Linked DNA regions of Homo sapiens: region 1 is linked to region 2. The links are chromatin contacts, found by Hi-C in ENCODE. All regions are on one chromosome and are shown on one strand. The core of a region is the stretch at or near the end of the contact, and the rest is flanking DNA. Distances in the headings are between cores, read along the strand shown.

Region 1 (3,929 bases), core at 513-3,012, 2.7 Mb before region 2:
CCTGCCCGACTCCCTCCTCCTGCTGCCAGTTTCAGCTCTCGAAAAAAAAAAAAAAAAAAAAAACAGATGACCCCGGTAGCTGTCCTGTGAAGTCCTAAAGGCGAAAAGTGGAGCCCTCGAGGGGCAGCACACCGTCCTGCGCGGCCAGGCTCCGGAGTAGGCATAGGGAGCCCGGAGCTCCCCCAAGTCGCCCTCTCGTCCCCAGAGCCCAACCAAGCCCCGGCGCTGCTCCCCGCCCAGCCCAGCCCGCGGGTGCTGCTGCAGGGTCTCCACCCACGCTCTTTGCAACTTCCCAGCGCCGCGCGGGGACCAGCGCCCGCAGGCTCAACAACAAACCAGTAGGAGAAAATCAAACAATCTAAGGAAAGGCGAATGGATTTGCTTTGCCTCCATGGACTTCGCCTTAGAACTCCTTCGCGAGGGTCTGTCCGGTCACCGCGCCTCGGCCGGGGCGACCTAAGGCGGCTGAAGGAGGGTGCGAGAAGGCGCGGCGACCTCAGCCGCATCCACGTGTGCGCGCCGCGCAGGGACCTTTCGCCTGGGGGCAGAGCCCGCGGGGATCGCGTCCCGGTTGCGCGGCAGCGGCCTTGGGTGCTGCCGGCCTCTGTCCCCTTGAGCCGAGTGGCGACTGCGACGGCTGCCGAGCTAGCCCTGGCACCCGCCGCTCGCAGGGAGCCCCGGCGTGTGCTGCTGGGAAAGTCCAGAGGCCGGTGGAGACTGGGGAACGAGCAACTGACAGTTCGGACGAGGATTTCCCTCCTCCTCCTCCTCTCCCTCTTCCCATCTGTCCGGCCAAAAATGTGAAGGGACTGCACCCATCTTCCCGGCGAGCCTCCCTAAGTGCAGTGACATGTGCGACGGCGGCGCGTGTGGGTGCGCGTGCAATGTTTGCAGTGGAAGTAAAAGCCTTTCAGAGAAAAATGATTCGAACCTCCAAAACCAGGTCTTAAGACAATTTGCAAAAGTAGAGACCCCTTTATCCCCCTAAAATCTGCTTTTCAGCCGCCTGTCAGCTGACACTGGTCCTCGCCTCCATAAAGAATGAATGAAATTTAAATGAACTACCTGCAGCTACTAAACAATCCAGCATTTTCCCTGTATCTGCCATATGCTCTGCACTTCCAAGTCCAAACATATCTCAATGCATCCAGCAATTACGCTGCGGATCCCTCGCCGACACCCGCGGCATCAAGCCAGGCACCTGGTGGGCTCCCCGGGGCTGGTGGGCACCGCTCTGCCCTCGGCTGGAACGTGCTTTCTTTTTCCCCCTAAAGAAAAATGTATCCCCATGCAACTTGCAAAATGAGCCGCAGGGCGTGCTTCCCAACGTCCGGATACATTTCCCGCAAAGACTCTTCCATTCATCAGTCTCTGGAGCGGCTTCTGCTGCCGAGGCAGGGGCTCCAGGTCCTCGGAGGGTCTGACAGCCCCTCAGATGATCCCGGAACGAATTCCCACCTGCTCCCGGGAGCCTGGCGCCCCGCGCGCCCCCGCGCGCCCCCGCCCTCGGCCGCCCGCCCGGCTCCCCGTTACCTGTGCCGGGGTCTTCGGGCCATGGCGCGGCGGGCGCGGGGCTCCGCCGAGAGCCGCGGGGACCGCACCGGGCTGCCGCCTCCCGCTGCCCGCCGCCTGCCTGCGTCCCTCCCCGGCTGCGCAGCGGCGCTCCGCACCGCTGGGGCGAAGTTTCTCAGGAGAAAGAGGAGGAGGAGGTCACGGAGGAGGAGGAGAAGGAGGAGGAGGAAACAGGTTGATATTAAAGTGTAAACTCTGTAAACAGAGATGCCATCAAACAAAGAGCTTTGGACACTCCCCCTCCCGCCAAATCTGGCGCCCCTGCAGTGCGCACGCGCCCTGCCCGCCGCCTCCGCGGTCGCCCTGGCTGCCGCCCGCGGGGCTGCCGGGCTGGCCGGGTCGCCGCTCCCATTCGGCGCTCGCGCCGCCGCGGTGCGCCTAGCGCGCCGCGAGGCCCGGGAGGCGCGCGGGCAGGGAGCCCGGGGCCAGGGAGGGGTGGCCGGGGGCCGCGACGGCGCCTTTTCCTGAGCAAACCCCGCTCCCGGGTCGCGGCGGCGCCGACCCGCGCCCAGTCCCGCCGCCTCCCCTCCTCCCTGGCTGCCGCACCGCGGTCGCCCGGCTCCGCGTGCTCCCGGGCAGCGGGACCAGAGCTCCTCCAGCTCCCACTCACTGTCGCGGGGGCGGCAAGCGGTGGGGGGAAATTCCCGCACAGAAGATTGGATTTTCGTCAAGGTTTACAACTGTGCCCTCTGGAGACGGGGAAATTAGGAGTTGGAGGAGTAGGGGATGTGAGCATATGTATTCATAGGCTGTTTGGCTAGGGTTTTTTTTCCTTCTTCTTAAATAAATAACATCTCTAATTTAACTTGTTAGTGACAAAGGACGCTTCAATACAAGTGGGCGGCAACCATCACCGCTCACTAATGGAGCGCCCCAGCGGAGCTTTCACTCCCCTCCCGGATCCTGCAGCCGCCACCGTCGTATTGTCACATGTCCTTCACTCTCACCCCAGCACACACCCGGGCCCCACCCACCCCGCCCCGCCCGGCCCAGGCGGTGCCCACCGCACACCTTTGCTCCCCTCCCTGCACAGAGCGCGCACCCTGGATTGCACACCTGCAAAAAAAAAAAAAAAAAAAAAAAAAAAAAAAAAATACACGGGGGTCCAGACAGCCCGCCCCTAGCAGAACTCAGGAAACCCCACGTTTGCATGCATGGTTTTAGAAGTAAAACAGTTTGTGATTTTGGAGGTCGGTATCCCTGCTTAGTGTCATTTGAGGGCTCTATTTTACGAGATAAAAGTCAGCAAAGGCTTTCGTGTTGTTTAATGAGGGTCTCCAGAAGTAAAGGAAGAAGATAAGTGCTGAATTTATAAGGATTGATGACTGGGGGGATTTTAGGGGAGTTTTAGTTTTACTTCCGTTTATAGATTAGAACCATTGGGGATTTTTTTTTCATTCTCTGTACACACTAATGTATTTTTCCTTTAATCTTTTAGGAGTTTGAGACTTCTGCTGACTGGGTTTGTGGGTGTCCCATGTGCCCCAGCAGTTCAAACTTAGCTCAGAAAGCATTTTTTCTTACTAAAAAAGCATGTTCTTACTAAAATGAGTCATAATTTTATTAAACGGTGAAGCATGCGAGGTTTCAAGACTATCTGGTGTTTTAGACTTTCTTTAAAATTGTTATATAGTTTAAATCTTTATCAAGTGTTAGTTGCTAGTAAGGTTTTAACATTCCTTTCCTCCTGAGAAGAAAATAACACTGAAACAAAATTATTGTGAGATATTTCGGATCACAATTACAAAGGACAAGGCAAATTAATACTTTTAAAGCCAATATTTATTTCTAGATTCTATAATAATTTTCTTTCTTCACATCAAAAATAAACAAAATCTTTTAAAAATATCTAGAATAAACATCTAGAAACCACCCCTAAAGAAATTGCATTCTGGCTTTCGGATTGCTTTATGAATCTAACTGGCAAGATTCCCAATTGCTGAGTCTCTTGGACACAATGTGAGTATCTGAACCCTTTGTGAAGTGAGTTCATAGCCTCTTTTTCAAGATTTTAGGAGGTGTGTAACTACTCCTAAGTTCTTGAACCCCTTTAAAGTAGAAAGATACTAAGTTCAGTTTTCCTTTTTTTCTTTGTAAATCATTTTCCTATGTATCATTTTGAGAATTTATAATTTTTCATTTCCCAGATATAGTTTTACATTTTTCCCTCAGTTGTATGACAATAATATGTTTGGGAATATGCATAGTCCAATAAAGAATTCACATGCAGTAATTTTATTAGGCTAATGTTGGATATATTGCTATCTGATAAGCTTATGGAAAAACAGAATCAAATGGAGTTATCAAAATTCTTGTATGGATGAAACTATATTTTTAAACTCATTACAGAATGTTTG
Region 2 (3,908 bases), core at 713-3,212:
GTTCCAAACTGTAGGAATGTAGCAGTAAACAATCTATAAGGTCCTGCTCTCATTGTAGTTTACAGTGTAGTAAGGAGAAATAATGAGCAACTTAACTTTCTGTAAAGAAAATATAGTGAAAGTGAGGTGAGAGCAAGTGACTGGGGAAGCTACCTTTACTTTAGATGGTCTTTGAATGAGGATGAGGAGGGACTGGTAGTGAGAAGATTCAGAGAAAGGGCATTTCAGACAGAAGGAATAACTAGCATTAAAAATTCAAAAGCAGACCTGGGCTTGAAATACTCAGAAAATAGGGAAAAGGGAAAAAGCTAGTGTGGCTGAAGCACAGCATCTGGGGCAAGAGTGCCAGGAGATGAAACCAGAGGGGTCTGGCGGGTCAGCTGGGGCCTTGCAGGTGGTTCAGGAAGTTTAGATTTCATTTTAAGAGGCAGTGGAAATCACTGGAGGCATTTAAGCAGAGGAGAGACATAATCAGATCTACACTGTGAAAAAATTACTTTGGCTGCTGCTTAGAAAATAGACATTGAGGGAATAGCAGGGAGGTATGCTGGTCATCACAGAGGTCTGGGGAGAGCTCGGATGCTGGCTTGCACCAGGGTGATGGCAGTGGGGATGGAGAGAAGCAATGAGTGTGTTTTGGAGGTAGAGCCAGCGGGACTTGCTGATGCATGTGGGTAGGGATGGTAGAGGAAGGAAGGAGTTAAAGATGACTCCATAGTTTTTGCATTGAGCAACCGACTAGGTGGTGGCAAGTGTGTACTGAAACGGGAGGGACTACAGTTCAGGACAAGTAGGGGAGAGTTTTGTTTTGACTAAGTATATTTTGAGATATCATTTAGATATCTAAGTGGAGATATCAAACATCTACTTTAGATACAGGAATTTGGAAGTCAGAGTGTCCTCAGAGTATAAATGGTATTTAAAACCATAGGTGTAAAGTAATCACGTAAGAGTGAGGAAAGAGAAGAGGCCTGGAACATTAAAAAATGTGGAAATCAGGAAGGTAGCATGAAGAATCTAAGGAGTGACCTGTGAGGTAAGATAAAAATCAAGATGTGGTAGATTTCTAGAAATTAAAGAATGTTTCAAGAATGAGTGAGGCATTATCTCTCCCTAATGCTGCTGAGAGACTAAGATAAAAGCAGATAATTGGATTTGGTAAACTGGTGACTTTGAAAAGAACATTCTCATAGCCATATTGCAAGTGTAGATGGAGGAAGGGAAGGAGAAGCACCCACTCTTTCCATTTTAAAGAGACTTTCCAGATTTTCTCCTCATCTCTGCTTATGTCATTGATCAGGTGGCTACACCTAGCTGCCAGAGAGGCTGAAAACATCTTAGCAGGATTTCAGTGTGCTCACTAAAATTGGGGATTATTCTATTTGAGAAAGAAGGATGAGAGAATCAATATTTAGTAGGCAACTAGCAGACTCTGCTATGAAAGTAGAAAGAGGATCAAAGAAAGGGTTCCATTTTACACTGCAACAGAGAAATTCTGGTAAGCGTATAATTGCAAAGGAAATGTTTTGAAAGTGAGGGCATGGGAATGGACCACTAGCAAGTTCACATTTCATCCACCGTATAGAGGTGAGGCTACGTGTGGTACAGATGGAAACATGGTGGGCAAACATGGGAGATTTCCTGTTTGAGTGGGTCTGTTCTTAAATGAAATGGGAAGCAAGGTCATCAGATAGAGAATGGGCGGGAAAGAAGGGGGTTTAGCAAATGTGTTGAGTATACATTTAAGATTTGGGGCCATGAATTTAGTGAAACCAGTCATCACTGTACTTTTTCTAATTCTGAGATTCAATGTCTAAATGAAGGGGAGTTTAGATTAGATAAAGTATTGTTAAAAATCTAACTACTGTCAAGTATGTGTACTGATAAGGGCTATGCAGAAATCACGTGGAAGTGAAAGGCAGAAGTGTGAAATTTCAGTTCACTTTTTTCCCCATTTGGTAATGCTAATAATACTGGGTGCGATTGAATAAAATGATACTTTGCACCACATTTAGGTTCTCTTCACACTACATTTGCAACTTTTGAAATTGTGTCAGTACAATTATCTGATTTTACAAAAGAAACCTAAAGAGAAGATGCTGTAAGTAAGGTAACCTGTAATTAGAATATGAGCATCTGTTAAACTAAAGCTAAAGTCTTCTTGAGTGTTGCAGTGGGAAAGTTTATTTTCACATTAGTTTTGATGAAATAAACACTTATAAAATATTAAGTTTTATGGTTTAGTTTATACCCCCAAAAAAGGAAAATGGCAGTCAAAAATATTTTTAAACCATTTTTTTGGTTTAAGACCATCTGCAGTCTTTTGAATTTGTTTCACCAGTAAAGCATTTAAACCATATTATAATGATATAATTTATATTAAGCATAAAATATTTAAATATTGTAAATGCTTACATGTAAAATAAATTAGAAATTTAATTATATTAAAATAATAAAACTGGTAAATAGTTATAACAAACTATGACTTTATTACAGGCTCTGTAGACAGTTTAAAATGATTAAGAAAATATTTGTATCCTATGAGAGAAAGCGTTGACTCCGTAACAGTCAACAAGGCCCTTGTGCCACCCATGCTCCATCTTTTACCCATGGCATAGACAGTATTCTCTGTTGCTGGCCTAGCATGCCATCCAGTCTTTTTCAACCCAAGGCTCCAGGCAACCATTCCCAGTAGACTGGAGTTGGCAGGCAAACAAAATCGTTTGTTATCACAGGTCTAGAAGATCACCATGCCTCTTAGAAAGGCTTAGATTTAGTTTTCAAACTTTGGATTGAGATGTTCAAAAGTGACATTTTTATTAGCAACATCTATGCCTGTTTACCTTCTATCATTTCTCCATATTTTCTGTCAGACATACTCCTAGCTGTGATGTATAGTATAAGGATAAGCAAGCCTTTGTGGGTTTATAAGTATAAGGTACCTATCATATAGGTAAACCAGAGTAGGCATTTTCACAAGGGCCATTCATCCTTGCCCAAACACAAACAACATAGAAAAATGTCTTGAGAACACACAGAGAAACTCATGTTTTTAAAAGCAGCAGAATCAATATATCAAAATACATCACATAAGTAAACACAGGCTTGCTTTTTCAGACTTTTTAAAAATGGAAGTATAATGTATACATTGAGTACTAGACAAATTATTTGTGTATAGCTGAATGAATTTTCTATTGTATTACCACAAATGTCAAGAAATAGAACATTCCTTAGTCCCCTAAAACCTTCTTGTGCTTACACCCCTTCATGCCCTTCGGAGATAACCAGTGTCCTGACTTTGTTAACATCATTGATTAATTTTCCTTTTTTTAATCTAATAGAATCAATAATCAAATAGAATTATTTTATGTTGGGCTTCTTTCATTATGTTTGTGGGATTCATCCATGCAGCTGCAGGTCATTTGTTTTCGTTACTGTATAGTATTCCATATTTAAACATACTACAATTTATTTATTCTTTCTACTGGTTGTAGTGTTTCCAGTTTTTGATTTTGTTTTTATTTTTTGCTAGGATGAACAATGCTTCCCAGAACATTCTTATATGTTCTTTTGGTGCATGTATGTGAAGGAATTGGGTTACTGGCTCATAGGATATGTTTATGTTCAGCTTTTGTGGATAACAGCTAAACAGTGTCCTAAAGTGGTTGTACCAGATATGAGTACAGCCAGTGTATCAGAGTTTGTGCTGCTCAAAGTCCTTGTCAACATTTGATGTTTACAGCTTTTTATTCATTTTAGTCATAGGTTTCTCATGATTTACTTTGCAATTCTCTGATTAGAATCAGAGTTTTTAGAGTGTAGCTGAGCTAAAGAAATCAATGAGATAATCGGAAACATTTCTAATCAAGCAAGCTGTATGTGATTGCATGTACATTTCCTGAAATCAG

Evidence for each region. A loop is a pair of places that touch in the nucleus more often than their neighbours do. Pooled maps may share reads with other maps.
Region 1: a map with no recorded cell type shows a loop between it and region 2 (16-fold over the local background). The contact joins the promoter of MYB here to the enhancer-like site in region 2. A Hi-C loop is called at or near these places in 4 of 37 single-sample maps with no recorded cell type and 3 of 50 pooled maps.

Annotation. Positions count from the first base shown.
Region 1 is chr6:135,179,141-135,183,069 of GRCh38, reverse strand. It overlaps MYB (MYB proto-oncogene, transcription factor), which reads right to left and starts at 1,762. Exons shown (of 16, transcript NM_001130173.2): 1 at 1,534-1,762. The coding sequence starts at 1,556. RefSeq lists silencers at 515-594, 1,644-1,693, 1,754-1,973, 2,044-2,093, 2,534-2,643 and 2 more.
Region 2 is chr6:132,496,770-132,500,677 of GRCh38, reverse strand. All of the region lies in intron 2 of STX7 (syntaxin 7), which reads left to right. Among named protein-coding and RNA genes, the nearest start is that of STX7, 14 kb to the left of the region's middle. RefSeq lists an enhancer at 1,379-1,588. Within about 2 kb of position 1,962, at least 4 of the 41 ENCODE cell types and tissues checked have a DNase peak (open chromatin) inside an H3K27ac peak, as active enhancers do.